2 separate regions of the Homo sapiens genome follow, and region 1 is linked to region 2. Evidence: chromatin contacts called from ENCODE Hi-C or POLR2A ChIA-PET data. All regions are on one chromosome and are shown on one strand. The core of a region is the stretch at or near the end of the contact, and the rest is flanking DNA. Distances in the headings are between cores, read along the strand shown.

The links. A loop is a pair of places that touch in the nucleus more often than their neighbours do. ChIA-PET counts read pairs that join two places held with the same protein, here RNA polymerase II (POLR2A). Pooled maps may share reads with other maps.
Region 1: a loop to region 2 is called in a map of IMR-90, with 1.9 times the contacts of the local background. The contact joins two enhancer-like sites. A Hi-C loop is called at or near these places in 3 of 168 maps with a recorded cell type or tissue (HepG2, IMR-90 and PC-3) and 1 of 50 pooled maps. POLR2A ChIA-PET finds 5 or more read pairs at or near these places in 3 of 52 experiments (GM10248, activated CD4-positive, alpha-beta T cell and naive thymus-derived CD8-positive, alpha-beta T cell).

What each region holds. Positions count from the first base shown.
Region 1 is chr2:160,580,023-160,584,632 of GRCh38, forward strand. All of the region lies in intron 2 of LOC105373718 (a long non-coding RNA gene), which reads right to left. Among named protein-coding and RNA genes, the nearest start is that of RBMS1, 89 kb to the left of the region's middle. Within about 2 kb of position 2,954, at least 6 of the 41 ENCODE cell types and tissues checked have a DNase peak (open chromatin) inside an H3K27ac peak, as active enhancers do.
Region 2 is chr2:160,399,955-160,404,922 of GRCh38, forward strand. All of the region lies in intron 1 of RBMS1 (RNA binding motif single stranded interacting protein 1), which reads right to left. Among named protein-coding and RNA genes, the nearest start is that of MIR4785, 5.4 kb to the right of the region's middle. Within about 2 kb of position 3,502, at least 8 of the 41 ENCODE cell types and tissues checked have a DNase peak (open chromatin) inside an H3K27ac peak, as active enhancers do.

The sequences.
Region 1 (4,610 bases), core at 1,704-4,203, 180 kb after region 2:
CAACCCTACCATTCCCTCTCCCTCTAAGTGAGTTCCTTATCTACACAGCCCTCCCATCAGCATCTAAGCTCCTTCAAATAGAATTAACTATATTTTGATTATCTTTCTGTTTGCTGCAAGCCAAGAATGTTTCCTTGCTCCACTAATAATTTTTTTTAAATTAAGAAACATTTCCAAAATGAAATGGCCAACATAAAGCCAAAGATTGGGGGCCTCCAAATGTCTGGTTTAATTGTGGGAGTACCTGGGAGGAGAGTGGCTGAGGTGATCTGATCGGTGGGCTGTTAGACACAGTCTGCACCTCATGGTCCCCCTGGAACAGCCTACAGGACCGAGGTCCTGGAGCCACGTTGTGGTTGGCCTGGCTCTGGCCATGGTGGTATTGCCTTGGAATGTAAGCATGTCATCCCCCTATTTTCCCTTTAAAACCTACATTTGAAAACACATTTCTGGATGTAATTTGGTCAGACGTATTTGCAATGAGGTGACATTTCTTGTCTTCTGTGGTTAAACCTATAGCTGTTTTTTATCTTCATCTTTTCTATTTGGCTGCTTTCTCTGTTTTTGTTTTTCAATACTGTAGCTCCTGCCTCTTATTCCTTTTTTGCATCAGCCATTTTATGCTATCACTGATCTTGTGGCTCACTTCCTTACCTGGAAGCTTTCTAATACCTTTGCCATAGACCTTCCCACGATGTCTACTAGTACTCACCCTATTCTGTGCTCACCCTAATTAGGCAAGGACTGGCATTATCTTATGTTTCTTGGAATTTCCTTGGAACAATGCAGTCTCTAGTACATTTCCATCATTCCCAAGGGAAGAGGTTTTAGACAAAGTGTTTTTGGTTGCAATGACTGAAACCCAAGATGAATGATCTTAAGCATAAAATAATGAATTAGCTCTGATTTTAAGATACTGAAGACTCACAGAAGTGAGCTCACAGAAAATGCTCAAGAAGATATAGTGGCTCACAGAAGAGCTTTAAGTGCTGGAGCCTTAGGGATAAGAACCGTGGACTCATTTCTTGTCTCTTGCCTCCGCTGAGCCTCATTTTGCAGCGTGGCCCTCTCTACCCTCTCCATGTGGCAGAGAAGATGGCCATCATTAGCTCCAGAGCTGCACCAACCCATTGTATCCAAACCTACATCTAGCATCTGAGTATCATTCTCAGGGAAAGATTCTGACTCACATGGCTTGTGGGGAGATGACGTCTTGTGACTGGCCTGACCCAGCCCATGTGAGCCTCCCCCTGTGATTTAGTGGTAAAGCTCTGTCTCTAGCTTCACAGGGGCAAGCATAGGAGCTCCTCAAAGGAAAGAGGGCTGTGTTTCAAAGGGGATGGAAAATCATGCTATGTGACAAAATCCCTGGCTGCCACAGCCTGATGTAGTAGGGAGATCCTCCAATATAACAGCCTCCAACGGAGTGTCTAAATAATTCCCTCCAACTATTCAGTTTCCGTTTATGTGATATGATTTAAGGGTATCATTGAGGTTGAATGTGAGCTGTGGAATACAAGTCAGTAAGAAAATTATAGCCCAAGCCATGTGGGACATCATGACCATGTAAACCAACAAGTTAAAAATCACTGGTAGCGGGAGCTAGGGCAAGAATGAGCCAGAGGAGGGCCCTGGTGAGCCCCAAGTAAGATTACTATTCAGGATGACACAGACAGCTCATATAGAGAACGATTGCCTTGAGTGTGCACCAGGGCTCAACGGAAAACCTCAGAAAGCCACTTGAATAGAAAATCGAAGGGGTCCCAATATGTGGACAGGGGTACTTTTCATCCTGCTGAGGAATCAGCAAAAAGAGCCAGTCAATTCTTTGCTCCAATACTGATTTTTTAAAAAAAGTTTAAAAAATGGAAAAATAATAATTAGAGATATTCATGGGATACACAGTGATGTTTCAACACACAGAATGTATAGTGATCAGATCAGAATAATTACCACATCCATCATCCCAAATGTTTACCATTTATTTGTGTTGGGAACATCTAATATCCTGCTTCTAGCTATTTGAGAGTATATAATATATTAATGTTAACTACAGTCATCCTACAGTGGTATAGAACACTGGAAATTATTCCTCATCCAGCTCCAAGACTAGTTTGTGCTACAAGGGTCTGGAGATAATTTAAGAAGGGGAGTGGAGTGGGGAAGGGGAAGGGAAAAGATGCATTTATGAAATACGTCACTAATCTAAATTTGTGGAGAGAGTTCTGGGATTTTCTCATAGGACCAGAACTCAAAAGCCTCCATCTGGGTAAAATCAAGATAAAATGTTTGCTGACTCCTTATACCCTAAGGGGTGAGATGCTCTTACTAAGAGCTTCTGAAAGCTTCTTTTCAAGCAAGCCCCTGTCATAAGAAAGACAATAGGATGTTTACAGTTTTCTTTCTTTCTTTTTTTTTTTGATAAATTCTGGCTGATGGTAATTCAGAACCATGCGTAACAATGTTTAGTTTTCTATGCAGACAGTGCAATGCTTGGACATGTCATGAACTTTGCAAAGAAAAAGAATATGCCTTGTAAAAAATTTAGTACCCAAATTTTGGGACCCAGAAAATTGAAATCTGTGAAGAATGCACATCTAAATCTTTAACATAGTGCCTCGGGGTTGGGGATGGGGGGGTAGCAGGAGGGAGGGGGATGTAATTCAAATACCAGCCTGGAGGAATCATTTCCATTATGCTGTAAGAAATGTAAGAAGTTATTATAATGAGGTCAGTTCTGGTCCTTATGTTATTAGCCGACCAGTGAGGACAGAGACAAGGTAGAACAGAAATTAATTAGTATTATGGGGGCTTTATAATCCAAGGTATTCAGAAATTTAGCAAAACTAGGTCTGTGTTCTTAAAAAAAAAAAGGATTATAGAGAGACCTTATTAAAGCACAGAAGGCTCAGCTATTTAAGATGGTGACATACATAGAGGCAGGAATGTGCAGAGAGAAGCTGAAAGGCAGCCAGGCCCTGAAGGAATTTCAGTGGAATTTCTTCACCGGAGGAGTAGTTAATAAATAGAGCAGATTTCTAAGGGCAGAAACTAGAGCAGTTACTACAAATAGTTTTATTTTTCCTCCTCCTTCTTCTTCTTCTTTAAAGAAGGGAGTGATAGGAAGTTGGAGAGGAAAATGTTGAAACAAAGAAAAACAAGCTTCTTACTAGCTCTCTAGGCCATCTCCCATGCAAAAATGTCTGTTCCCAGACATTCAGAATGTTGTATCATTTAGTAATCATAAAACATACTGTAGAGTTGACCTTGGGTGTTAGTTTTAGATTAATACTAGATATCATTAGGAACTGCATGTAATATAATACTTTTCAAGAGTCTGAAATACCATTTGTTTTGTCTTGCTGCCAACATTTCTGCTATTTTCCATTGCACAGGACAGAAATGAGGGCTTGAAAATCCTTTTGTGCTCTGCAGTCGTCCCCTCCTCCTGCCTTTGATGCAGGTCTTCCTCATAGTCTGATACACAAAGCCTTTTCTGGGACAGTGTTAATATACTAGATGTTTACAGATCTGAGGTTCTGAGTTATTTCTGCTTCCCCTTGATCAGGTAGGTTGGCTAACTCATTGTGCACATGCGTTTTTATTCTTCGTACTGTAAAATGATGACATAAAGAGAATGGGTGTAAATGTGTATATCTTTCCACCAACATATCTACAGTTTTATCAATATGCAGATTTTCTCTCACCTTGCCAGTCAAAAAATATTTGACCAGTAATCAGCTTGGCAAAAACTGTTAACTTTGAAATTTGCCAGTTGATTCCTGGGGCTGGAACTATTATCTGTTGTTCCTGTTACTATTTCTCTATTTGTGTCTCTCTCTGTCACTACCCATGAAAGTAAAAAGAATATTTACCCAAAGCCTTGCGATCTCACAAAAGAAGGGTTCGGTCAGGGCAACAGCTCAGGCAGCCCCAGTGAATAGCTCAGCTGACAGGCGTGTGGCGTGACTGGACTCACTGCACAGCAGCATTTCTCAGACCATGGGCTGTGTGGTCACCTGGGGTGTTTGTAGAGATGCAGATTCCTAGGCTCCACACCAGACCTACTGAAACAGCATTCCTGGGCTTGGGGCCTGTGAGTCTGCATTTAATTATGTCGCCCACGTGACTCTGAGATACATGGGCCTAGAGGAATGGAATGTGTACTTTGAAGGGGAAGACATGATGGGGGCTAAGAAGGCAACTGTAATGGATATTTGCTTTCATTTCAGCCCAAACCTCACAGGGAAGAGCAATAGCACAGGTTACAGTGTGCCCCAAGCAGCAGCCATTTGGAGGTGCCAGGCAAGCAGGGCACATGTGGTACTGCAGGGTCTGTGCAGGAGTGAACTGGGGCCAAGTGATCAGCAAGCATTCAGGGAGTGTATTAGAAAGTATCAAGCCGTAAGCAGAACGCTTTGATATCCTGTGTGTGTGAGAGATCATTGATTGCAAATCTAGTGGGCTCAAGCACAAAGCATTTCACTAAAAGGCTAGGGAGGCCTTTGAAGATTAAGGAAGGCTGAAAGGTGAGCTAGAAAGACAGGATAGTAGATCTGTTGTTAGAGGAGGGCATGGTACCTTGATCAACAACCCCCTAGTCTGTATCC
Region 2 (4,968 bases), core at 2,252-4,751:
TGATACATCAACTAGCAAAGTAAGAAACAAACAAGGTAAGAGTGCTTTCTTCTCTCTTAGCCCCTACTTCCCCTTCCCTCTCTTCAGCACTCCCTGCTCCTCCCCATCTTGCTCTGGAGCTTTGCAGCCTCTGCAGTGCACACCTAAAACTCCCCAGACACACTGAAAACTCCCCTGGGTTATACACTAACAGCTGCTTCTACAATGCTGACATTATCTGTACCTTGTACTTCTTACAGAAATCCTTACTCTTCCATTATACATTAAAGAAACCTCTAAAGAAGCCACACCTCCCACTGCACGGCCCTTTCAAAAAGGGAAAAGCTTGCACATGTATCTCGGAACTGGAAATTAAATTAAATTAAATTTAAAAAACGAAAGAAACAAAATGAAAAATACAAACATATATATGAGGAAAAAAAAAAAAGAAGCTAAGAGCCAAAAAGCAAGTTTGCAATGAAGACAATCATATGTATTCATAATAAAATAAACCCAAAGGATTCCAACATAGGTAGGACAGTCTTGGCTTGTCACATTTAATACAGAAATTAAATGTGGAGAAAATTTATCTGTCCACAAAACAGCTGTAAGTCAAATGAAAACAGGTGATTGTGATAATGCCTCTATATTTAGAATATTTAGAACAGCTACTCTCCTGAAAAGTAATCTAGAATATGAAATTTCATATATATAGCTACGTTTCCCCCTCACTAACTCATGTACATAAATTTGTGCCTTAAAAATGTTTCAAAAAGTACAGAAGGCATATTTAAAATATGTATAAAAAATAGGAAAATTTTAAGTTATTAAGTTAAAAAGTATCTGTCAGAAACAAGTGATTTCTAAAAAGGTAGGACAGGAGTTTGCAGGAAACAAAAATAATACATAAAGAATAGGAAAGGACCACCCCTCAAAACTCAGGCATTAGAAACAAGCAGTACCTTCATGCGTGATTGAAATTCTCAAAATGAATTCTTTGCAATTTCACCACAATTTTGAGACATTTAAAAAATACAATTTTCTAGGTTTCGTTTTGTTTTGTTTTTTCACTGTCTTTTTCTTGATAGCCAAAGGACTGCATGCTCATTGTGGGGGACAAGAGAGACTGGATGGTTGAAAAAAATGTAAAGGATCATAAAAAACAGTCATTTGTGATTCTATAGCAGAGGAAGCCATTTGTTAATATTTTGGCATATTTCCTTCCAGTTTTTAAAAATACATTTTTGAGATTGTATTGCATATACAATTGACAAACAAAAGATAATCTTCTCTAGTTTACATTACACTGTTATGAAATTCCATATGTTTAAATGAATAAAGTGGAGCCAACATAGATTTCTATGTATTAGGGTACTGTTCTGTGTAACACCAAGTTTCTTGCTGCTGCTGTCGTTATATTAAGTGTTAAGTCCCAACAGTTATATTGATTTTTTATTTTAGTCCAGGATTTCATTTGCTCCATTTAATTCTTTCACCTTATCCTAATTCCAGGAAATGCTTTCTTCCTTTCCTCACAGTGTGTTCTATACTATTTTAAAGTTTACACCAAGATTTTAGAATGTGTTAAGCAAAGCATTCTGTACAGATGCGAGTTTAAAAACAAACACCCACTAAACACCTACAGATGTCCAAGGACAAAAAAAATGTTTATTTTTCTGAGTAATGCAAAGACGATATCTTTGAAAATCAAATACACAAACAAGACAAAGGAAAGAATTCAGGAAATAATTGTGCATATACTAATAATCAAACCTGTTTTCCAGCAAATTAAAAAGTAGCATTTTTCACTGATAAGAATGATCAATGCTCTTTTTACCTTCCTAATATATTTGCATGAAATAAAGAAGAAAGGATTGAAAGTCTTCCCCAGAGAGGAAGCAAATTCTGCTATCGAGGGCATAAACCATGACCAACTGTTTAAAAATATGGTGGGATCCACTTTTCTACTTCTTGGTACTTTCTTTTTTTAAAAAAATGTGGTTGAGAATTTCATTTTCAACCTCAGGTCCTTACCCTTTTTCAGGCTGCCCCTCATTCTAAACACAGTCCATTCTTAGAGGCTGTAAACACGGTCCATTCTTAGGCGACTGTGTCAAGGTCTCCCTAGACCACACAGAAGTCTCCTAGGACCACCCGCTGTTGCTTGCTCTGTGGGGACATTAATAATAGCACCTTAGAAGGATTAACAACTACCCTGTGAAGTGGGCACTATTATCTTTACTTAGCAGAAACTCAGACTTAGGGAGGTTAAGTGAAAAAGCATGCAAATGGTAGAGCCACAACTTAAGCCATAGTCTTTCAATTAGGTAGAGTGCAGGCGGAAGCATGGACCAAATGGTTCAAGGAGGTAAAATGTGAAACGTGCGTTATCAGGGCCTAAGGAATATGCTAAGGGGCAAACTTTTCAGTGGAAAAAGTAATAGTATGTCTTATTATCATGATTTTTTTTATAATGAGTTTTAAAAAGCGAATTGGATTTCCCTGAGAGAGGGCTGCTAGATTTAGCAAATTCAAAAATGCAGTGTGATGAAAATCTGGGACATACTTATACTAAAAAATTATTCACTGTTTATCTGAAATTCAAATTTAACTCAGTGTCTAGTATGTCATCTGTGAAAGCCTTTATAAAACAAACAAAAAAACACTAATACATTCAAGAGCTACAATTCCCACATCTGAAATCTGGACACTGTGGGCCACATGTCTTTGGGAGGCCAAGTAAAGGGAAGTGTAGTGAGGCCACAGCTGTTCTTGACGGGCTTTCTTTTTCCTAGTAGCAGACACAGCCCTTGACTCCAGGGACCTAGCTTTCACCATGTAGGCCACTTAAGATGTCACTGCCTCAAAACTCCAGACCTTCTCTATATGGATGCTATGAAGATTAAATATGACTGAGGTTTATACATCCTTAAAATATTTATTTATTGGGTGAGTACTTTATAAATATATTCTCAGAAACCTGGATCAGATAGACTCTTACCCTCCTAAGAAAGGTCTCAAAAATAAAAGTACTAATATATGGTGAGCCCAGTTGACAGTAATCTCTAAAAATAAGGAAAAGTAAAAAACTAGAAGTATGTTCAAAACCTGAAGTGAACTATGGAACATGTAATGAGATGCCAAAACGGTCCCTAGTAGAAAAAGTGGACAATCACGATGAATTGTACAGTTTTCAAATGGCTATGTATGGGTAGATTTTAAAATATCATCATCATGACTCATAGATCCTACCTGACCACAAATACACAGAGATAACATAACATAAAAATGGGCCAATACCTTACTTATACATACCAATTTACCTTTCTGCTACTCTCCACTAAACCTCCAATCTCTGTAGCTTGAAGACGTTTACTTTCTTTAAAACAACAACAAATTGGGACTGTTTCAGGCAGTGTTCATTTAAATATCTTCTATGCACAAGTTTAATCTTCAAACTTTAACAAAACCCAATCTACTAAACACAAATTGCTGTGAACAGAAACTGCCTGAAGAGGATTAATCAACAGCTTTGTATGTCATCCTCTAAACAAGGCCAAACACTGAATCACTGTTGAATTCCTCACGTGCAGCTACACCCAGTTAATCTTGAAGAAGGCAGTAAACTATGTAAATCTACTTAAACTGGGAAGATAAGTACTTCCCTCATCAAAAGTTAGCAACATTTAACAAGTACAACTATTGGAGGGCAAGACCATTAAACACACACAGATATAAACACACACATACACACATGCAGAAAAATTTTGCATTCACTCCCCTACCTCCAAAACCCTACTGGAAACCACTAGGACAACATACTGCTTAGCAAAAAAGGCCTTCCTACATGCCACGATGTGCAGAAACCAAAGTATGGTTGGTTTGTAACTTAGCTACCTCAAGAAAGCAGTTCCAAAATGGAAGGAAACAGGAAGAGGAGTAGCTAATAAAAGAATTCAAGAAACAACACAAAGGAAAAATGAAAATACCAATTTTCTATATCTAAAAGCCTTTGAGTATAAATCACTTTTTTTGTTTCAAAACACACTAAAATATTTTCATAGCTACAAAAGTCCTGATAAATGGTTTCATTTTGGTTTTTGGGGTGCTCTTTTCATACGATCAGATTGGATTTGCTTAATGAACACCATATACTTCAAAGTCACAGTCAACAGTAATAGAACGTACACATTTGTCCACTGAGACTTGAACCAATCATCTTTATTTAGATACTGCCTACTCGGTTATCACTCCATTCAAAAGCTTCTCACTTTGACTTGAGCTGAGCAGGTGTATTTCTAATGTGCTCACAGGCCTGTGAGGCAGGAAAATCCTGTTGATCCCAGATGATGCCAGAGATCAGTACTCCCTGATGCCCTAGCTACACTACGTGGGGGCAGGTGAGAGATGAGTACCAACCACCGCTGCTTTAACTGAAACTAGCTCACTCCTACACAGTCGACCCTCCGTATAAAGAGGTTCTGCATCCGCCTACTGTGGATTAAAAATATTTCAGGGAAAAGCAATAAAAATAGCAATAAAACAATTTGAAAATAATACAGTATAACAATTATTTACATAGCATCTACATAGTATCAGGTATTATAAGTAATCTAGAGATTAAAGAATACGAGAAGATGTACATAGGTTATATACAAATACTACGCAATTTTATATCAGGACCTTGAGCCATCCTGGAACCAATCTTCCTCGGATGCTGAGAGATGACTGTATATGTAAAATGTAGAAAGCTTTAAGAGTTGTACAATCATTCAGTACAGCCACATTTTTATATCAATGCTGCTTCCAAACATCACAAACTTACCATCTGTATCATCCATTTGCTTCATCATTCACCTCCTAGCTCACAAGTTCTCCCTCCCCAAAAAGGTGGGAGGAATCCCTAAACTGGACTTCTGAGATTAGAAGGGTGATGGGCTATGATGCAGATAAGTTCTCTATGGGTTGCTATTGAGCAGTACATGTAGG